Regions from separate parts of the Mus musculus genome. Here regions 2 and 3 are each linked to region 1. A link is a loop called in an ENCODE intact Hi-C map of the cell type or tissue named here. Cell type or tissue: left cerebral cortex. All regions are shown on one strand. Links, peaks and the distances in the headings refer to the core of each region. The heading gives the core; the rest is flanking DNA. Region 1 holds the start of Bmpr1b (bone morphogenetic protein receptor, type 1B). Region 2 overlaps Bmpr1b (bone morphogenetic protein receptor, type 1B). Region 3 overlaps Bmpr1b (bone morphogenetic protein receptor, type 1B).

Region 1 (7,800 bases), core at 1,376-6,375:
AGAAAAAAACCCAAACCGCACATGTCCTGACTACTGTCCCTCATCATCCTTAGCTCCGAGAGCATGCCATACTTCCCAGAATGCACTGCGATCCCCCAGCCGAGAAGCAAGCATGCAGCCAAGAGACCTCTGAAGGAAGATACGGAGGTTGCAGCTGGAAATTGTGCGAAGGGACTTAAGTCTGACATTTGGAAGTAATGTCTGGCTGGGGGGAAGTGGGTGGGGGATGAGGGTGGGGCTTTGTACTAAGTCCTAGCCTAAGGCTCAGGGTTACAGGTTTCTTCCCCAACACTTGAAGAAAACTGAATGAGCAAAGATGAATCAACCCAGTGACCCTCCCATTCAGTGATAAGGATCAATGGCTCCCTTGGCATCACCGCACAGTCTCCCACAACCCCTCACTGCAGACACTCTGTTCTCACTAGACAGATGTGCGAGGTCTCATCTGCTCAGTTCTCGAGCAGACCTCCATCGAGCGCAATAAAATGTACTGTGAATCCAACGCTTCATGCTTCCGGCCTGGCTGAACCTCTACGCCCATTTCTATTGTGCGCCATTTCGGGCCAGCGTGTGTGTGACCCTTTTTTCCCCCTGGACCCTTGGAATTGGCTTTGTGGTGGGGAGGAATGCACTTGGATCACCTGATTCTAGTCCCTCACTCCTGTCACGTAATCCTGACTTCTCTAATGGTGACTTTCATGAAGACTTGAGCTTATATAATCCCCTCTTCCCTCTCTGTATAACGAGTTCAGTGAGGAGGACGGTGTTTCTCTCATGTCTGCAATGTCTGCATGATGTGTAATGGTGAGGTGTCCAGAGCAGGCACACGGATACTTAAATGAAAACGAAGTTAATCCAGACAATGACATACATACTAAATTCTATTATGTATCTAGAAAACCTGGCTGGTGTAAGCTATGTATTATCCTTTCATCTTTCTGCGGATGAAACAGAAAAGTACCCGAAAGTAGCATCATATGTCATCTCCTGCGGTCTTCACTTCTCTCTTCTTCTTTTTTGAGAGCTCTGTTTGTTTTGACACATCATTGCTGAGATGGTATTTTGCCCTGTAACCTTTGGTAGCCTAAAATTTACTCTTTAGGTCATGTTGGTCTCAACTCCTTCTGCCTCCACTTCCTGAATGTTATAATGACAGCCATGCAAGCTCCCACTCATCTGTGACAGATGTTTTCAACCATGACTTTCCAGGAACGTCACAGGTGAAGCAGCTGGGTTTTATGGGAGTTACACTGATGACCTCTGGTTGATAAAACAAGCCTCAAGAATGGCCATTGACATGACCCAACCCTTTTTTTCCCTCTTCCCCATCTACTTTTAAGGCACACACAAAAAGTTGTAGCCACGGAAGAGAAGAATATACACATCCTTCGAACTCAAAAGTTCTTTGCAGGTAAAAATAACAGATCTGCCCAGTGGCATCATTAGTAGCAATTCCTGGTCCATACAATCAAACTGGGAAGCCAGTGCTCTGTAACAAAATGATCCTAAGCTATTACAAGTTGTTAAGTTTCACTGATGTCTATAATTAGTTGGCATGAAAAGAAACCCTTAGAATTGCAGACAGAGTTGCCCACTTCTGTGGAAGAAAGGAATCAAGATAGGCCTGATGGAAATGACTGAGGCACAGCTCAGAACGTACAAGGAGCTCCCTCCACCATCCACAGGCGTCACGAACTCTGAGCCTGTGTGTCAATCTCCTTGGGCCTCACCTTCTTCATCTTTAATATGATGACAAGATGCTGGGAACTTACTTATTTATAAGTCAGTAGTCTGCTGTTATTCTATGATAATCTGCTTCCCCTGACCCACTGAACCTAAGAAGTGGGGTGGGGGGGTGGAAAACCAATTGTTCTTCTTGAAGTGTTTAAGAATCCATATGATATCAGGAACTGTCGTTATTGATGAAAATTCTGAAAATCTCACCACCATAAAATAGCAAGGGAAAGCTAAGTAAGGGGCTGCACCAGAGAGGTGAGTATTAGGAGATGTGCAACAAGAATCCTGAGGGAGAAGAAAGTCAGGAAAGCTATAGCTGGCTTCTAAAATTTGAATGATAAATACTAACCAGGTGCTTAGGAAGACAGGCAAGGCGTCCTATTAATACCAAGAGATAAGCATGATTTTAAACCACCCCATGTTTTCAAATTAATAACAAAACCAACATTTGCCATCATGAGAATACTTTATCAGGTTGTCTCAGTTTTCAAAGTTTACAAGGAAAACTTTAATCCCTCTTAATAAATAATGTTTAACACCTGGAACGTTCTAGACTCTTTGGAGCAGGCCACTAGTTCCTCGAGGGGTAGTAAGAAGTTATTCTGGGACAATAATAACCTAACAGGGGTTTCAGACAACCCTGCCTGACTGCACTCTGGCAGCACCTGGTAAACAACGTGGCAAAGGTGCTGTCAATACTGATGATTCATGAACATGGCATAAATCAAGATTGCTACCTCGCCAAAACCCAACATTTTGTTTTCAATATTCACAAATCAGTGCGGCTAAAATTCATCAGCAGCCCCTCACACATGTGTAATGAGATCACATCAACTCGCCTCCTGTGACCAAAAGGAAAAGGTGGTTTTCTAAATGGTAATTCAGATTGGACAAATAACACACTGGACCCAGTCTTGTAGCCCTGGGCCATATTTTGCTCAAAACAAAGGTACACTATGCAGGAATAAAGAAAGCTGAGAATGGCAGTAATTAACTTCAAGCTAACTTTTCCATAAAAAGCCATTGCCGATATGATTTGCTTGCAGCGCGCACGTAATTTTTTTTTTTTTTGCCACACAATGATCCAAGTGTGTCACAGCTAACATATTTCACTAACATGTAATATCCTCGACAACATCCTCGTAATGAGAATGCTCCAAAGAAATTATTGATCCCTGGAATGTCTCATATTTTTTAAATTACTGACAAATCCTTTCCTATTTTCTTTGCAGTTAGACATAATTCTCCTTGATCGGCAGAATGTAAAGAGGTATAAAAGTACAAAGTTGAAATCACTTTTTCTTAAAACATAAGTGCCCCGTTGACATAGACCATTTCTCTTAACTTCCCTCAAAACAATAATTAGAGAAGTTGTGACCAAGAGCCCCAAAAATATGCATATGAAAAGCAAAGACTTAGTCTCAGTGAGGACAGCAAGAGGCTCTCACACCGAGGGCTTTTTCATATTATTTTTCAAATGTTCTTCAGCTGAACTCCATCGTGAGGACTCATGGAGCCTTTTGTTTTTCCAGAATCCAGGAGCCTTCTCTCAGGTGGTTCCGCTTCACTGCGGATATGTCTGGGACCTTCTGTTACTCAGCTGCCTTCTTCTGTTCTGTTTCACTGGCACCTTTGTGGCCCCTCACAGTAACTGACCTCACCTTGGGGGAAGGTGACTAAGAAAAGAGCAGTCCCTAATAACTCAAAGAAGCCACAAGGTCCCCATTCAGAACACAGAGCACTCAGCCTCCTTGGAGAGGCTCAGAGAAACTAGATACCTGCCGCCCTGCACAACTTCCGGAGGGTCTTTCTCCAATGTCAGAAAAACCTCACCCTGCAGAGAACCGATGGGAATAGTGTAGAGGGACAGGAGGAAAGGACAAGAGGTGGGGAAAGTCAGCTACTAAGTATGGGATCACGTTGGAAAGACTCGGAAGAGGAGAGGGCTGAGAGGATGGAGTGACTAAGGGGCAGGGGAGAGCGCGAGAGGACCGAAGAGTGTGGTTGTCCCATGAGCGCCTTGGCTCTCCCAGCGGGTCCGAGGAGCAGGCGAGGCAGGTGGCTGGTCCCGAGCTCGGTGCCCCTTGGCGTCCCCCCAAGCGCTCGTGGCCCGGGAGCGCCCCGCTGTCCGGGTGTCCCGCTCCCCGAGGAGCACGTGTCCCACCCCGATCGCCGCACAAAGCGCGGGCTACCCTGGAGACCCCCGATCCGAACTCCCAGGCCCCTTCCCAGCGCCCCTTACCCGCCGCCGCTTCCCAGGTCCCGGGTCCTCCGCGCCCTCACTACGAGCACCACGCCGGCAACTTCTGCCGCCGCCGCTGCCTCTGCCGCCGCCGCCGTAGCTCCTGTCCCTCCTCCCGCTCCGCCGCCGCTGGAATTTTTCTCACTCGCCCTCTCCAGCTCCCACTAGTGACTGCAGACTGCGAGCCAAGCACTTAGCGCAGGGATTACGCGGCCCGGCGCCTGGAGCGGTCCCAGCCACCTCCAGAGCCGTCCTCAGAGCATCCCTGGCGCTGCAGCCGGACAAACGTCCCTGGCTGGTCCAAAAGCCTTGCCACACGCCCCCTTCAGCTTCCAGAAACAAAAGCGCGAGGAGGCAGCGCGGAATGGTGCGAGCTGGGACCGACTCCAAATGGCAGAGCGCGGTGAACTTCAACTTCTCCGGGGCCAGCGACACTTTGGAGAAGTTATGGAAACGTTGGTCACACACCTCATAAAAAAGGGGAGGGGAGTGCACATCAAATTAGATCCACAGTCTCGGGTGAGGGGTTAGAAATCTTGAGGCATGGAGTGAGGCTTCCTAGGAAAATGAAATTTTTCCTTAATACAGATATTTTGAAATTGTAAACAATGAAAGGCAACGCAAAAAATTCCACTTGTGTTCGATGAAATTTTACAGTTTGGCTTGAGAAAGCATTTGACATCTTTACTCTGTGGTCTCCTGGCTAAGTCTGTAAGTGTTTCGACTCTTGGAGAAATGAATATAAAGTAAGGTGATTCGGCTTCTCCGGAGATTTGGGGAGCATAGCTAACCTCTTTCAACTCAGCCATTTTGCCAACTGTTTCCCAGGGCGGTATCTCATGAATTCCAAATATCTTTTCTTCCTAATGCCTGATGCCCAGTTTCCACCATAATTCATTTCCTCACTTTTTTTTAAATTCCAAGCATGTTGAGCAGCCCCGTTTGTCCTCGTTAGAAGTGTGACTTAAGTTTTATTTTGTGCCACTCGGAAGTGAATTTCTTATGAGTTTCTCATTATGATCTATTTCATTCCTACCATTTTATTTCATCCCCTTTCTTCTGAAATTGTTCCAGCTGAATCAGACGTTAAATAAAATATTTTCACCTGTAAATATAAGAGACCTACAGGTCCCTCTTAGGAGCAAGTGGGGTCCCTGGTGTTTATTAATGAGTTGGTAAATGGTGGGTATATTTATCCTGAAATGACAGTGTCGCCAAGGGAGTCTGCCTGCCCCATCGTGTATCCATGTTATAGTCCCTGAAGCCAGACTGTAAGACGTTGTCTAGAAGTTTTCTAAGTAGGTAAATTGCTTGTTGGTGTCTCTTTATTGGGCCCTTGCTGACCCCAGGTGTCAGGACTTAGAGCTGAAAGAACTGCAAAGGTGGAATCCAACCTGTTGCCTTCACTCTGTGAGTCAGAGATAACCCCACCCCCTCCCCTTCTGCATCGTCTTTCTCTTCTTTCCTAACTATAAGTATGTGACCAGTGAACTTGCCTTCTATCTGTCCCCCAATCAGACTTTCTGTCATTTTCGTCTCCTGACATTAGTTTTAAATAGGAAAGAAACTTGAATAGATCTACCCCTGTGATGTAGGAATTACTAATAACATTTACTAGACAGAAGTGTAAGATTCTCCCTTAGAGGTTCTTATAAACTGAATTTAAATAAATTGGATGTTACAGAGAAAGGTACTTGAAACCCTCTGTAGGTCATGGGGGAGAGGGGCACAGAGTCTTTTAAAAAAAAAAATCTCTGGGTAGAAGAAAAGGATGAGAGGGCTCTATAAACCATATTTAAGGAGGATCTTAGGATATGGCACTCTGCAGCAACAGAGTGTTCACAAAGCTAGCCATACAGTAATCAGCACCAAATAACCATTGCAAGCCAGGCACCGGTATTTGACATTTAATGGCATCTGTCCTTCTTTAAACTCCTAATACAGAAAGATAAGCTATTGTAGACATAGACAATAAGAAAGATGCCGTTTAGTGAATGAACACACAGCTCTAAGTGCAGACTCTCAGGGTGTGGCATAAACACGTGTGGTGTGTGTGCGCGCGAGGAACAGGGACAACCTTGGCTAGGCTAATGAGATAGGATTTCTCTCTTTAGATGAAGATGCAGAATGGGAGGATTGTTAAACCATAAGGTGACAGAGGATTTTTCAGACGACTATTTAAAGGTACCTAGAGAGGGAGAAACATACAGGCGCAATTGATCAAAAGAGTTGTATAAAGAAAAAGATCTGGGCGTTAAATAAAATCTTTTCACCTGTAAATATAAGAGACCCACAGGTCCCTCTTAGGAGCAAGTGAGGTTCCTGGTGTTTATTAATGAGTTGGTAAATGGTGGGTATATTTATCCTGAAATGAACAGTGTCGCCGGGGGAGTCTGCCTGCCCCATCGTGTATCCATGGTATAGTCCCTGAAGCGGGACTATAACCAGTAACGTTGAAGGGTGCTTCTGACAAGGAGTGGTGACCCTACAAGGTACTCTCAAAAACAATAAAGAGCACTTGAGATGTCAGGGTCTTCATCTGACTACATGACAAATTCCAGCTAAGTCAAGATTTTGTCTTGCCTTCCAGTTAAAAACAAAGGCAGCAAGGCATCGCCATACATTGACAAAGGCTGTCCAGCTATTGTCACATGTGTTTCCCACTAAGGAAGACATTTGCCCAGGCACACTAGATTTGACTATTTCTAAGAAATCCCATACAGGGAAACTGAATGGGCCTAAGGTGGGATGGCATGTACTTCTATACGCTCTACTTCCTCTTGTCCCTCAACTTTCCCTCCTCTGTCTCCTCATTTCCAGATTATAAATGCCTCACACTATTAAATTTTATCATAAACTCAAGACATACCATGTTAGTCACATCCTAAAGCAGATGCCTTTTCCAGATCTGTCTTATCAGTATTCCTGTGTGTCTGTGTGTGGACATATGCACACAAGTGCCAGTACCTGTGGAGGCCACCAGATTCTCTTGAGTTACAGGCTGCCTAAAGAGGATTCTGGGAGTCCAGCTCAGGTCCCCTGCAAGAACAGGATGCTCAAAACCACCTTTTCCACCCCGTGCTTTGGAACTATTTTATCGCTAGCCATGGAATGAAAGGTTAAGTTTTGCTTCAGGAACCAGGTGAAGGAACTATTTCAACAGAAAGAAGAAGCCTTTTTTTTTTTTCCTAGCTCCTCAGTTGTTCTGGTGTAGTCTAGCAGAGTGTTATTGTAGATTGTCTTCATGCATACAATATAAAGGCGCAACCTCACAACTCTAGTTAAGGACTACAGTTAAATTAAGGACCTGCTCCTTCATACAGGAGCATGTGACTATGCAATGTATAGAAGCAATGTTTACAGCTCGTTGCAGCCACTAAGAAGATCAGATCCAGCAGCCAACTGAAACCTCAAGGCAAGGGAGCATGGTTTTAGTTCCGTTTTACAAATGAAGGGGAAAAAAAGCTAGGAGAAGCTTGATACCATGGCCCAGGCCAGACAGTTGACAACAGGGGCAGTGCTCGAGCAGACAGTCTGGCTACAGCACCTCTGCCTCAATCAATGTTCTGACTGCTTCAGGAGCAGTGGGGACATTTTTTTCAAGTATCCAGTGACCAGACTTGTACAGAAAAGCTGAAGACTGTGGAACTAAGACAGCATATGGACTTGATCTGACAATGGACAGAGGAACACCGAGTTCCCCTGTTATTCAGTTATGGCCTTTCCCTGGGCTCTCAGCAGCTAGCCATTTAGGAGAGTTGTCGGGGATGCAGGCAGTGGCCTGTGCAGCTTGAGAGTGTGCCAGACTTCCTGAGGAACCT
Region 2 (7,800 bases), core at 934-5,933, 280 kb before region 1:
TGCATCCAAATGGGCTGTAACTCCTGTTTCTATACCTGAACTTATCCGTGGGCTAGCAAATCAGAACTGATCATGGTTAAGAGGTAATTCAAGTGAATTTACAAACTGCCTTTCTGTTCAAAATGGGGAAGAGGTTGTTTTGACATCCTGATACGAAATGAAAAACATCAACAAGGAATAAACCAGAAAAATAAAAGTTTCACATTAAAGATGGCCACGTTCCTTAGCTCATCATCACACATGGGACTCACCGCTGAGCCATGTGAATGGGTTCTTGGCAGCACTGACATTAAGTATACTAATGGTTTAATGGCAAGCTTTGGTTTGGTTTGGTTTTCTCTTTTCTTTCAAGGTGATGTCTCATTATATAGCCCAGGCTAGCCTTGAATTCACTCCATAGTTAAAAATGTCCTCAGCTTGAAATCCTCCTAACTCACTCTACTGAGTACTAGGATTACAGGTACAAGCCAGCCATGCCCAGTTGGTTGACCATGCTTTTGTGTGTTTATGTGCATGTTTGTGACAGTTTTTGGAAAATAAGCATACTTCATTCTATATTGTTGATTATCAACAAGCTATTCAGTATAGGTTAAACATTCCCAACAACCCCAAATCTGAAATATCCTCAAACCCCAAATCCTTTCTTTTAAAGACTTATTTTGTGTATGTGAGTACACTGTAGCTGTCTTTAGACACACTAGAATATGTCATAGGATCACATTACAGATGGTTGTGAGCCACCATGTCGTTACTGGGAATTGAATTCAGGACCTCTGATAGATCAACAGTGCTCATAACTGCTGAGCCATCTTTCTAGCCCTCCTCCAAATCTTTTTAATGTTTAAATGCTAAGTCACATAGTTCAATGTTTATAAACTTTTTTTCTTTTTTTTTTATTACGTATTTTCCTCAATTACATTTCCAATGCTATCCCAAAAGTCCCCCACACCCTCTCCCCCCCACTCCCCTACCCACCCATTACCATTTTTTGGCCATGGCGTTCCCCTGTACTGGGGCATATAAAGTTTGCGTGTCCAATGGGCCTCTCTTTCTAGTGATGGCCAACTAGGCCATCTTTTGATACATATGCAGCTAGAGTCAAGAGTTACAGAGACAAAGTTTGGAGCTGAGACAAAAGGATGGACCATCTAGAGACTGCCATATCCAGGGATCCATCCCATAATTAGCCTCCAAACGATGACACCATTGCATACACTAGCAAGCGTTTGTTGCAAGGACCGTGATATAGCTGTCTCTTGTGAGACTAGGCCGGGGCCTAGCAAACACAGAAGTGGATGCTCACAGTCAGCTATTGGATGGATCACAGGGCCCCCAGTGGATGAGCTAGAGAAAGTATCCAAGGAGCTAAAGAGATCTGCAACCCTGTAGGTTTATAAACTTTTATGTAAAATTATTTTAAAATATTTCATAAATTTACTCTCAGGTAATCTATAGTGTCTATAGCAATCTATAGTGTCTATAGAAAATGAAACAGGTTAATTCTCATTTAACCTCAGTCCCACCCCAAAGGTATCTCATTATATAGAAGCAAATACCCTGAAATTAAAAACAAAACAAAAATGACAACAACAACACTCTAATAATGGTTCTAAACTCTATATTATGAATCATGAATACTCAGCCTGAAATATTTTACAGACAATCTTGGGTCAAGCACTTCAGTTACAAAAGACAAATATCCAAGTCTAGTAACTCTAAGGATCTTTTTTTTTTTAATCAAAAGCCAACTTAGAAACACTGAAAAAACTCAAGTAAAAGCTGCTCCTCATATAAAGACGATGAAGACGCATTATTGCATTCAACCCTTATGCAGACAGAATGCAAGCTGTTTTAAACCAGAAAGACATTAACAGCACCAAAAAGATAGGTAACTATCACTATCTCATAATCGAGACAATAATTCAATAATTACTTAAACAGAGGTAGCATTTAACTACCCAAGGTGGTTTTCATGCAACATGACCTAAGTAAACGAAGGCAGAGAGATGAGAAAGTGCCTCCTTCCGACTAGATTACCATTGACTAAATGGCAAGCTGTCAATATGGCAGAACTAGGAAGGAGTGTCTTGCTTCTGTCCGGATAGTCAGATCAAGGAGATAATTTATAGATGTGTATGCAGTTGATATTTATTAGTCCGAGGTTAATTTACTAGGAATGAGGTCACAGTTCACAGTTGCCAGAAAACTCGGGACAAATTGAGTAAAAACCGGAAAAGAACACTGAAGAGAGCAGATGTGAGAGTTTAGATCATCAATGCTGTGAACAGACCCATTGGACCCATCGCAGGCTACGCAAACCAAAGAAAGGCCGTGCAGTCCCTGAATAGCCTATCCACAGTAGTGCAGAACAGCCAATTAGAAGCTGTGTGGCTTTAAAGTTATAATTGTGGGAAGGGATTTATAAAAGAGTTAGTTTCATAGATCATATTACACTGAACTCAAATAAAATCCACAGATAAAAACCTCACAGATAGAAGGCAGGGTTTCAGGGCTATGAGCAAAACAGTATATATCACTATTGCCTAAAAAATAGTAATTTATTACATGCACTTACAAAAATAATCATTTTGTTTAAAATGTAATACATTTTTAACAATGATAATAATGCTGAAATAGGAAGCAGAAGGTTAAATATGTAACTATCAAGATAAGCACATCAGAAACAATGAAAATAGCCCAAATATCAGATGTTTTATTAAAAGAACATCTCAGTGGTCATTAGTTGCCTGTAGTTTTTTGACTAAGGGTTGGACCCTGTGAATTTTTTTTTTCCTTTCCACATTAGAATTTCACTTCCACTCTATTATCATTGTTAAGGTCTTGAAATATTGGCTGTCTTTTCTATTCTACAAAATTTCCATTAGAGGGCAGACAGGAGCAAGAAGTGGAAATCAAAGGTTTGCACATTGTCTTGGGTAAAGAAGTGGGAGAATAAGCTAAAGTGCTGAATTGTTGAAATCTGCTAGCAATCCTTGGTCCCATTCGTATATTTAATAATGTCAATAAAGTTCCTTTTTATTTTCAGTCGGTGATTTAAATACCTGTTTATTTCTTTGAACAGTTAGTTGTTTGTCTAATATTTTAGAAAACTGACAAATGGAATTTTGATTCTAAAATGACCAGAGCAAAACTGCATATTGGGGGGGGGGGAGGTAGGAGGAAGGAGGAAAAGCTTGCTTTTTGAGACTCAGAGTTGAATGGAAAGGCCCTGGTTCCCAGCGGTGTTATTGCTCAGAGACTGTCAAGTGACAGATATGGTCACTGACCAATAGAGCCTGACAAATGGGCTCCCCTGCTCAGCTCAGCTACCCTCTTACTAATTGGCCTTAGTGACTAAGCCTCCAAAAAGAATGTGGCGAATGACAGTATTCATTGGGTAGATCCTTAAGGGATGGACCAGAGTTAGAAAACAGGGTCTTTCTCATGAAACACCTATGCAGGTCCCTGTTCCCCACCACTATGCCTCTTTCCCTATGCATGCACACTCACATTACCACACCACTCTGGATGTGTTGAACGATCAAAATGCCCATGTTATAATATCAGGCTCAAAACCTGCTAGAGATCACAAAGCAACAGAATGAAAGTAAACACTCCCTCACTTGTTTTGTGGTGTTCAATTCATGTCGAGCTACATTTGCACGCACTTATTTTGCACTGATGCCAAATTATGAGCCTGAGTCAGTGTAGAGGAACTTAAAGGTATTGTACCATCACGCCTATATTTTAGACAACAGCTAGGCTTTTGCCCAGACTTTGTAATCCTTTGAACTTACAGAGAGTCAATAAAAATGTTTACTGCGATATACATTATGCAAAATATTTTAGAACATAAAGTAGTCATAAGCATTTTGATACAATCTTCAACATAAGGAAAAGATCCAGTTAGCAAGTCACCATGATGTTTTCAGACATTAAACATCATGCTGAATCCTTATGGCCACACCTACTTAATATGTCAGTTAGGTCAACAATGCTGGAAAAGAAACTGAGCAGTGGGTTCAATGAAGATAACGCCATAAAAACAGCCATAAAACCAGCTAGATCCTGGGTGATTTTCAAGCCAGGAGCTGTGACTTTCTGAGGTGCTCTTACCTTCAGTTCCCCGTTTCTGAGAGTGCTGAGGCTAATCAAGGTGGATGTTCAACTTGCCAGTGTGCCAGAACTTACTCTGTGGTGCTGCCAAACAAGGCAAGGACATCGTGAAGCACAACGCCAGTTTAAACTGAACAGGCAATATGTACAATATATGCAATAATGAAAGTGTAACCGTGGAGTCAGAAAGATAGGAGGTTTGTCTGCCTTGTACCAGATATATATTTCCTCTCTACAAAATTAAAAATAAACCCTTGAGGACATTTAAGATCTTTATGTTTCTAATCTTAATTGCCTGATAACTAAAGGACACTTTAGCTACAGTGAGTATTGACCAAAAGACAGAAATATATCGATAATTCACATATTTTTACTACATAGTATAAAATTGGTGTGTATGTGTATACACATAATCTAATCTTGGAGTTCAGTTGTTAACTACAGTCATTACCAGTGCACTTAACAGTTTATTTATGATGACAAAATTAACTGAAATGAAATTAAAATATTCAAAGCCCTTCTTAGAGTCTCAAGAAAATTCTGTAAATGAACTGCTTAGAATGTGAGTGCTGTGCATAAGGCTCTGGTCTTTGCTGTTCTTGGTGATGCTTGTTTATTTATTTGTTTATTTTTCCTACACTGCATATCTTATAGAAAAATTTTCTAGAAACCAAACAAAAATTGGCATGAATTACAAACAGACATTTCTCTTGTTGTTCCAAGGGTGTACATTTTCTTATTAAAATTAATTATAGCCATCTAGATAAAAATGGCATATATACTATTTTTACAAAACCTTCATTTGGAATCATATTTAAGTCACTGTATTCATACTTTTAAACTTTGTCTTTCAAAGTAGGATTTGAAGGCTGGGGATGTAGCTCAGTTGGTCTAGGACTTGGCTGGGATTCACTAAGTTCTAGCATCAGATATGAATGGTTGTTATGGTGTATGCCTATGATCCTAGTTCTCAGAAAGTAGCAACATCAGAGGGAGGAGGCATTCAAGGTCAGCCAGGCCATATAGAGAAGGAAGGAAGGAAGGAAGGAAGGAGAGAAAGAAAGAAAGGAAGGAAAGAAGAAAGAACAGAAGAGAAGAGAAGGAAAGGAAGAAAGGAAGAAAGGAAGAAAGGAAGAAAGGAAGAAAGAAAGAAAGAAAGAAAGAAAGAAAGAAAGAAAGAAAGAAAGAAAGAGGGAATGAGAGGGAGAGGAGGAGGGAAGGAAGGAAAAGAAAAGAATTGTAAAAATGTAATTCTGATGTTTATAATCTATAAATTGAGAATGGAATGCCATTCCAATAAAGGAACTTAGAATGTCAAAAGCTATAAATAAAGGATGCTACAAGGAGGACTTTACACAATCATAACATTTGACTTTAAATATTTTTGGACAATGCTGGTGTAATGACAGCCTGAGTTCAATACATTTAATATGAAAGCTTAAATAATGTATGCAATGTTTCAGCTGTCATAAAGTAGAGTAAACAATACACTGTCGGGACCGAGGAGCTAAACCATACTTTCTTGTCGTTTGGGTTTTGTGTGTCAGATGTTTTAGTTCTCTGAGTTGTTCCATTCCACTTTCTGAGCTAAGAAAGAGAAAAGTCAAAACTGTGTGCATATACACACATGCGTGTTGTGTCTGTGTGTGCATGTGGGGGTGCACATGCATGTGCACACAGGGGCATGTGCAAGGACTGGCTTTGTGGAGCTTACATTTCTTGGAGAAGGATGCAAGAAACTGTAAGACAGAAAGTTTCTCTCACTACCCACTTTTTTTTTCTTTTTTTAATTTCTGCGTGCATGATGTCTGGTTGCCAAGTTTCCTGGGATGAGACATGAAAAGGAGATACAGAATTTCTAGGGTTCCCACTAAAACGCCCAGCACCATGGGCAGCACTAATCCTGCACCTGTGCTGTGTTATTCAGCAGTTCAGAAATGTGTCCCAGTCTGAGGCTGCCTAATGCAGCTCAGCTGTTTCCCTCAGTCCTTCCTTTGATTATGAGCTGGCCAAGGAGATTACTACAGTCAGGCCGTGCTCTGGGGTGCACCGTATGGTATCTGACAGTGGAAAGGTAAAGAGAAAAGAAAACCCTGGAATGGAGGTGGGGAGGGAGAGAGAGGGGGAAAGAGGAAGGGGGAGAGAGAGAAGGAGGGAGAGAAGGAGGGAGAGGGGGGAAGGAGAGGCAGGGAGGGAGGGAGAGAGAAGAGAGAAGGAAGGAGGGAGAGAGAGAAGGGAGGAGGGAGGGAGGGAGGGAGGGAGGGAGGGAGGGAGGGAGGGAGGGAAGAGGGAGGGAGGGAGGGAGGGAAGAGGAAGGGAGGGAGGGAGGGAGGAGGAAGGGAGGAAGGAGACAGAGACAGAGACAGAGACAGAGACAGAGACAGAGTCAGAGTCAGAGACAGAGACAGAGACAGAGACAGAGACAGAGTCAGAGACAGAGTCAGAGACAGACAGAAAGACCACGGGGTATTGCTATGCCTCATTTGAAAATCAGATGGTTAAAAGCTTTCTCTGACTTTATGCAAGTCAGAAAATAGTTTGAAATTCATCACTTAAACACCTACAGGGCCACATTACTAAGAGCACTCTCCAGGAGACTGTTGCAGCACTGTACAGCTTCAGCATAATCTCACATTTAGGTCCTTCTTCAGGGATAGTTTACAGATTCCCTTTGTAATGTCAAACCTTTCGTGCTGTTGGAAAGGGAAAGACACACCAAATGACTGCAGTTGCTTGCATCTTTTTTCTTTTTTAAAGCAAAGGTACTGTATCATTTGGGTTGACCTGTTGAAGGTTTTGGGTATGAAAAGTTACATTTGAGACTCAACCGTCCTACCGATGTGGTTAAGACATGATAAAGCCAGAAGTAAATTCTACAGTCACCACAGGAATGCTAGAAAAGCCTAGCCTATTCGGAAGTATCTTTCATGTATAACCCATCAAAGTACTGCAGACTTGAGAGGATGGAGAAGAAATGGCCACTCACTATGCTCACAGAGCCTTAAGAGCCAATCAGAGAATGGCATCTGAGTCCCCAAGTCTGTTAGTTTCCCTTTCTCCTGGTTACATTCGCTCACACCAAAACTTTCATGGTATTTTTTTTTTTTTTTTGGCTTTTCGAGACAGGGTTTCTCTGTATAGCCCTGGCTGTCCTGGAACTCACTTTGTAGACCAGGCTGGCCTCGAACTCAGAAATCCACCTGCCTCTGTCTCCCGAGTGCTAGCGTGCACCACCACACCCGGCTCCATGGTATACTTTTTTATCCGTGGTGGAAAAGCCACACTATGCATCTGAGCCTAACTTCTGTGCCACATTTAACAGTTTTTAACTTAGTCTAGGAACCATACATCTTTTCCTAATACCAAGTAATTAAACTAAATGGGGGCTAGAAAGATGACTCAGTGGTTAGGAGCACTGATTGCTCTTTCAGAGGGCCTTGGTTCAATTCCCATCCCCCATATGGTAGCTCACAACTGGTTGTAACTCCAAGATCTGACACCATCACACAGACAAACATGCAGGCAAAATACATAAAGTAAAAATAAAAAGAAATAAAATAAAACAAATAAGTACTGAAATAAAAATTAAATTAAAATGAAAAATGAAAAATATTTGTAGGCACAATAAAAGCCTGAAAGAAGAAAATTATATCAACTCTACAATGTAAGTATAATTTATATATA
Region 3 (7,800 bases), core at 1,241-6,240, 140 kb before region 1:
GCAGAATGAAACATAAATATCCAGAAGCTCTGACATCTGCTTCAAAACTGCGACAAAAGAATGATACATTAGTAAAACTTCCAACTTCCTCCCAATCATTTATGGGTATAAGCCATATAACTTTGCAGACAGAAAATGCATTGCGTGTTTATTTCATCAAAGATTGAAAGCAGAAGAAATGTTTATTCCATTTTAATAGACCATATACCTCTAACATTTCTGACAGCTCAAGCTGTCTTTCATTGTATCTTCATGTAGCTGTGGAAAGAAAATTATTCTGACTCCATTTAAATTATTCCTTGACACAGAATAAACACTGCTACCAGAATATGCTGTTCTTTTTAAAGCCACTTATCAGGAGCAGCACTGCATACAACGCCATCTCTACACCTTCACAGAAGCACTGAGAATGCTCAGGAGAAAGCTCCAGTTGTGCTCAGTCATCTGCCCTTGAGTTCTGCCTTGTGCTTAAGAACGATGTGATCAGAGAAGTCCTGCCATAAACAACCACAGTAAAGACACCACAACCATTGGAAAAAGACTCCAAACCATCGAAATCATTTGGATAGGTTGACATGACACCTGTTATACACAAGTGTGATGAATATGGCAAAAAAGTCTAGAAGCAAATGTCAACACAACTTTCAATGCGTTTCCTAGTGGTAAAATATCTATTTGAATAATGAATTAAAATAAATTAGAATTAGAAATGCATTCTGTTTTTCTTCTCTAAAGCACAAAACAATCCATTAAAAATTAAGACCTGAGGGATTGGAGAGATGGCTCAGCAGTCAAGGGCACTTGTTCTCTGCTCTTTTAGAAGGGCTGAGATCAATTCCCTGCTACTGCATGGCAGCTTATAATTATCTATAATAGCATCCGATGTCCTCCTCTGGTATGCAGGCATACATGCAGAAAAAGCACTTGGACATAAAGTATATAAACTTTAAAAAATAAAAGACCTTAGAAACATATCATTGCGCGACAATCTCACTCATGTTAAAAAATATAGAAAGAAAGAAAGAAAGAAAGAAAGAAAGAAAGAAAGAAAGAAAGAAAGAAAGAAAGAGAAAGAAAGAAACCCATAAGACACCAATAGGCAGGCTACCATAGAAGGGGACAACTTGCTAAGCCTTGTCTCTCTAGTCATAAGAACTACAAGGAACTAATGAATGCAAAGAGGAGAAATAGTCTCCCCTGGGGAAGAGTACACTAATTGGTTATCCAATCAATGGTCAACCCTGAAAGCATTTATATACAAGTAACATTATACAGATAGGTGTATTATATGTATGTTATTAAGAACAAAAACAGACACATATTCATATATGTGTAATACACTCACATATATGTAACAACAGTCAAGAAGGGGAGGCCATAAATTTTATAGATAGCAGAGAATGGAAGTGACCTGGGAGAGGCAAGAGGGAGGAAAGAGAATACAGGATGATTGTAATTAAAAAAAAAATTCAAGTTTTAAAAGATGCCATAAAAAGGGTACTTATCGAGCTGGGCGGTGGTAGTACATGCCTTTAATCCCACCCAGCACTTGGGAGGCAGAGGTAGGTGGGTTTCTGAGTTCAAGGTCAGCCTGGTCTACAGAGTAAATTCCAGGACAGTCAGGGATACACAGCGAAACCCTGTCTTTAAAAACAACAAAAAACAAAAAACACAACCTGTAATCCTTTTAAAAATATTTTTTCTAATTTTGAATATCTAGGGATATTTAAAAGTAAAAAATGAAACTATAGAAAGGAAATAGGATTCTCCAAAGAGTCGGCTCTGCCTCTATCGTCTAACAGTGCTGAACTCCATGGAAGCTGTTCCTATAGCACTCAGACACCCCACCCACCCTGCTGGTGTAGGCTAACCTTACATCTGCTTGCCTCTCCACTCTCTCCAGGGAGTAAATGACGTGCTACCTGCGGCATTTCTGATCTCAATCAATATTGCTCACAGCTATTGTTTGGAAAGCAGTCAAGAGTACTACTCAGCTATTAAAAAGAATGAATTTATGAAATTCCTAGGCAAATGGATGGACCTGGAGGGCATCATCCTGAGTGAGGTAACACAATCACAAAAGAACTCAAATAATATGTACTCACTGATAAGTGGATATTAGCCCAGAAGCTTAGAATACCCAAGATATAAGATACAATTTGCAAAACACATGAAACTCAAGAAGAACAAACACTTTGCCCCTTCTTAGAATTGGGAACAAAACACCCATGGAAGGAGTTACAGAGACAAAGTTTAGAGCTTAGACAAAAGGATGGACCATCTAGAGACTGCCATATCCAGGGATCCATCCCATAATCAGCCTCCAAATGCTGACACCATTACATACACTAGCAAGATTTTGTTGAAAGGACCCTGATATAGCTGTCTCTTGTGAGGCTATGCTGGGGCCTAGCAAACACAGAAGTGGATGCTCACAGTCAGCTATTGGATGGATCACAGGGCCCCCAATGGAGGAGCTAGAGAAAGTACCCAAGGAGCTAAAGGGATCTGCAACCCTATAGGTGGAACAACATTATGAACTAACCAGTACTCCGGAGCTCTTGACTCTAGCTGCATATGTATCAAAAGATGGCCTAGTTGGCCATCACTGGAAAGAGAGGGCCATTGGACATGCAAACTTTATATGCCCCAGTACAGGGCAACGCCAGGGCCAAAAAGTGGGAGTGGGTGGGTAGGGAAGTGTAGGGGAGGGTATGGGGGACTTTTGGGATATCATTGGAAATATAAATGAGGAAAATACCTAGTTAAAAAAATATATATATATGAAGTCTGGATGTCATCTAAAGTTCTTGTAATGGTCACCTATTCTCTTTCCTATTTAGACTTTTTCTTTTATCACTGTGAGTTCATCTCTAACACATAGGACTAATTCTGCTCACACCTCTGTCTATAGCACCACTAGTGACCTTAGTCCTCCCAACTAGCACAGAAACATTACACACCCCACAACGTCTATTTGCCATTTCCCATCCACATAAGGTATGCATTTTTCTGTATAGATGTCCACATAACGGTTCAGGCTCAAATAACTTACTTGTATATACTGTGTGTATTTTAGGGCCCTAGGTTATCTCATGAGCCAACCTAAGAATAGGAACTAATTCATATTCTTATAACTGTCTTTCACCCTATGAATTAGGGGGTATTAAACCTATAGAGCACAGAGTTTATTTATTCAATGCATGGGAATTAATACCCCAGCATCAGTGTGCTGAGAGCTAAAGATGAAGAGAAAAAGGGAAGGTGGTGTCTGTCCATAAAGGGTCTGAGAAGCAAGGGATGAGACCCGTGAACAGCCTCTAGCAGGAATCTCCATGGAAAGTCAAACCCATTCTTGACAAGAAGAAACAAGACAAGGTTAATATTTTAAGGCCTAACCTGGAAACCATTTACCTACTTAGGGATCTTGGAATGTCTTTCAAACATATTCTGACACATGCAAATTCCATCTTCTGATCCTTCTCTTCCCCACCCCCCACCCCCAAATCCCAAATCCCATCCAAGCAGAAGAGTACAAGCACATCTGCTCATCACACTTTCTTTAAAAAAAAAAAAAAAAAAAAAAAAACAGAAACAAAAAGTTTCATCTGAAAGCAGAAAAAGAAACTCTAACTCGGTCATTCTGTGGCATTTAAACTGCTTACCTTCTCTTGGAATTCCTTGACCCCAGAGTCCATTCAAATTGCCGTCCTAACACCGCACCTAACTTTTATGAGCAAATTGGCACAGCTAACTTCACATGCAAAGTGGATTTATGGCTTTCTATTAATGTCAATGATTCAATATCTTTGAAGTACATTTGTGCATCAATGATTTAGAAAATCAACCATATAAATTCTGTGCCGAGCCTATACTGAGAAGGATATGAATTTTACTCTTTCTTCAAGTAAAGGTACTGCCAACAACTGTATGAGATCAACATGTACCCAGAAGCTATCATCTCATGACTGAGGCCTCAGATCTATTTGACCTAGCTTGTCTCCTCTAGTACCCCCCACACCAGTTACTTTATAGATTTCACTCATGGCTCTATTTCCTTCACAGCCTTGTCTCATGCAACATAATTATGGGTCTTCTCTGTGTGTGGCTTCCACTATGCAAGCCACAGCAGGATCAGGAAATGCCAGACTTCACAGCCATATCAACCATACCTGGAAGACTGCCTAGCTCAAGAAACATCTGTGGTTTAGTGAGCATCTCCAATGCCCAAAGCTACTGAAATGTTAAGACACTGTTCTAAATAAAATTCATATAGGAATGGATTTAGTCAGCACAGATTCCATAAGATGGCAGGCTGATATGAATAGACTTGTTCAATTCAGCTGCCATCCAGGGGCATGAATTCTATGGCACTCAAATGTGAGCCGCCTTGAACTATAGTTTTTAGAAGTATTTCTATGATGGACAAATGAAGTAAAGAACATAAGAGGAAACAAAAATAATCCTCCTGCTGAGAGAAGTGTGAATTCTGAGATCTCATAGTGAGAAAAGCATAACAGAAACACGTTCTGAAGTGTCAGTCAAGCTTCACGGTCCCTTTTTTTCTTAGTTACAGTGATTTTAGGAGAACATACCGTATCAGAATAGATAATACAGAAACCATGGTGTTATGGTAATAATTGTGGCCCCCTAGAGGTCAGCACCTTATCATATTAGGATCAGAAACATGAAGGTTTTATTTGTTAAAACCATAACCAGTAAACAAGGGAACTACAATAACAAAGACAAGAACCATACAGCACCATGCTTTCAAAGGCATGCATTGGAATAAGGCTCCATTTTCAATACCTGTTTTCTAAAAGGAACCCAGTATTCATTGTGTGTTGGTGGAGAAAGCACACAAAAGTTGCCTTTTCCCTACTCTGGATCCCAGGCCCTGGGTTCCATAAGTATAGCCCGTTGTGTGTAATTCCCAGGTCAGGGTGCAGTAGACGAATTAATTAGTCTATTAAGTCTCGCTCATATCCTGGCACTGATGTTTAGGTTAGCACCTTCAGCTACAAGTTTCTCATGCCGAACTGTGCTGCCATTTGTTCCTGAGAGAAATTAGGAACGAAGGGAAAAAGAAAACATGACTGGGACAAGAGCCCACTGACCTAAAGGCAGAGGCACGCTCGTGAGTCAAGGACAGACTGGGCTATACATAAAGTAGGGAAAAGCTCCTCTTGATAAGCTCATGCTATTTTAAGTCATTAGAGCAAAATAAATGGCTTCATATCTACCAAAGATTTAAACAGCACTTAACACTCTATGAAATCAACCTGAAAAGGATGATATAATTTGCTGTGAATTAGCACTAAGGAGAATGAATGATTTCATATAACAAACTCTGAAGCATTACATGGGAAGATTACACACTTGACTGAAATATCTGTGAATGTTACAGATGCCTAAAATGAACCAAATCATATGTTTACAAAATACCTATATATATATATATATATATATATATATATATATATATATATACACCTACATGCCCACACCCATTCCCCCACACCCACCCCCCAAAAAAAATTCAGAGAGGAAGGGAACTCGGTTATCACTTTATCTCCTACCCACCACTAGCTACTGCAGGGTGTACCTAAAAAGAACCACATACCATGCATATTTCCAAAGTCAATAAAAGCAATGCTTGCTATCATACCACACAGCACCTTTGCATCAGCAGGTATTTTATTTACTCTTAAATGCTTCCCTTCTCTTTCACTGAGTAAAGTTATGGTACAGTGATAACGTTTTCTGTGTATCCCTGTCCCAAAGGTACACAAAGGATCAGGTGTTCAAAGCCAGTTTACACATAGGAAAACAGAGGGTTCAAAGGTTCTCAGATGACTCTAAAAGCAGCAATGAGAAAGAAATAACAGAATAAACAGTAACTTGGTTTACCATGGCACCATCTCTCTCCACAAATATCTGTTACATACTACAGTGGTCGCAGTGTAAGGATGTACAATAAAGTGATCCCACTTGAAATCCACCCAACATACAGGACTGCACACCTAACATGCAAGCATGCTAAAAGGCAGTTGCAAAATTACAACTGAAGCTTTCTCTTTTGGGGGCGCTCTAAAGCTTGAATTTATGTAATAGTCCTCAAATCTAGGCCCATTATCTTGAAGATTGTTAAAGCATAATTTAATGAGGTATTTTCATTAAAGACATCAAAGACACAAAAATAAAAAAAGAGAGTAGAATTTCAAAGACATTTAACACTAGAAGTGCCACAAAAATGAAAACTCACATTCTTCTAATTGTTCTTCATTATATAAATGGCACAAGGCTAAACTTATAGGGAAGACATTTCAATCATTCGATCATGATTCATTCTTCATGAGTTACTCTGCTGAGAGATATGGATAGAGAGAAAAAGAGAAGGCAGAGTCTGTCCATGAAGGGTTTGGAAATCATTGCAAGAGAGCAGTAAGGCAAGTACACTAAGGCGTTTACTGGGAAAGTGGAGCTGTGTTGTAGAAATTATGGGAAAACCGAGGAAGTACCTAAGGGACAACACCACAGAGGAATAAGCAAGTTCTTATCAACAGAACTATGAAGAAAAAAATAATAAATGAAGTCTTTCCCAAGGAGACAAGGAAAGTGGCAGGAATGCCATCTAAGAAGAAAAACAGAGTCAGGCCATAGAGGCCCACACCTTTAACCCAGCACTCTGGAGGCAGAGGCAGGCAGATGGCTGAGTTTGAGACCAGCCTGGTCTATAGAATTTCAGGACAGCCAGTCAGGGCTACATATGCAGAGAAATTTTGTCTGAGAAAGAGAGAGAGAGAGAGAGAGAGAGAGAGAGAGAGAGAAGGAAGGAGAGGGAGAGAGAGAGAGAGAGAGAGAGAGAGAAAGACATCAAATGCCAAGTAGATGAACTTGCAGACATTTCTCAAAAGCATATAATTTAATTACTTAATATTCTAGTCCATAATTCTGTTTTTGAGAAATACTTAAAAGAGACATTTACAAATCCCTAGATTATGCCAGGTACATAAGAAACAGTTAAGTGGAAAAAATGAAAGGACAGTTTACAAACTATGTACATTCCAGTTTTAACATATACATTGCAGAGAAAACTTTTGTATACAATGTGAACAGAAAAAAGACAGAGAGAAACTATCCCAAGTGGCTGCAAACATTATCTACATGTAGAACTAAATACAACGATAAAGCAGTAGCTAGCTCCATTATAAACCCAACATCTGCACAGGGACGGATGAAATGAGATCTCCATCATGAAAGATAGGGCTTCTTAGGTTCTCAGTGACAGAATATAGAACACTGCTCACACCAACTGCCCTGTAAGACTCCTAACATTACCCAAGTCCAGCAAGTCTCGATAAGCTCCAGGAAAACAAACATTCCTCCCTTCAGGTGTAATTAATCTCCCTTTTAAAACTATAGTTTCTTATTAACACAAATATTAATGCATCAACTTCTCATATACAAAATACGCTATTAAAATTCCAATATTTCATTATCTAAGAATCTGGATTTTTATGTCCTCTGAGGCAAAATAAATAAGTGAAGTAAGTGTGTGTGTGTGTGTGTGTGTGTGTGTGTGTCTGACAAACTCATTTATTTATGACAAATTGCCCTGAACCTGTTTCACATATGGCTAAGGGTATTTTTACTAGCTCTTTTGAACAGAAGCCCATCCTTCAAACTGACAGTTATGGTTGCTCTAAAAAAAAAAAAAAAAAAGAAGTCATTTTGAAAGTCGGTTTTAAAATAGCATTTCGAATCAACACCACCAAGTTTTTCAACTGTTTTAAAGAT

What was found. A loop is a pair of places that touch in the nucleus more often than their neighbours do. Peaks named below come from ENCODE experiments on the same cell type or tissue, not always from the same donor. Only the 100,000 strongest peaks of a DNase experiment are listed, where the experiment ranks them.
Region 2: a loop joins it to region 1, with 2.5 times the contacts of the local background. A loop is called at or near these places in 5 of 42 quality-filtered maps.
Region 3: it touches region 1 in a loop (3-fold over the local background); 3 of 42 quality-filtered maps call a loop at or near these places.

Annotation. Positions count from the first base shown.
Region 1 is chr3:142,165,166-142,172,965 of GRCm38, forward strand. It overlaps Bmpr1b (bone morphogenetic protein receptor, type 1B), which reads right to left and starts at 4,260. Exons shown (of 12, transcript NM_001277217.2): 1 at 3,980-4,260. In left cerebral cortex, for the core only: a CTCF peak has its summit at 4,148; DNase peaks (open chromatin) are centred at 4,145 and 4,788; H3K4me3 peaks cover 1,451 bases.
Region 2 is chr3:141,884,787-141,892,586 of GRCm38, forward strand. All of the region lies in intron 2 of Bmpr1b (bone morphogenetic protein receptor, type 1B), which reads right to left. Among named protein-coding and RNA genes, the nearest start is that of Gm15689, 210 kb to the left of the region's middle. In left cerebral cortex, for the core only: a CTCF peak has its summit at 2,888 (motif pointing right); a DNase peak (open chromatin) is centred at 2,907.
Region 3 is chr3:142,026,093-142,033,892 of GRCm38, forward strand. All of the region lies in intron 1 of Bmpr1b (bone morphogenetic protein receptor, type 1B), which reads right to left. Among named protein-coding and RNA genes, the nearest start is that of Bmpr1b, 140 kb to the right of the region's middle. In left cerebral cortex, for the core only: no CTCF peak of the experiment used is centred there; a DNase peak (open chromatin) is centred at 4,276.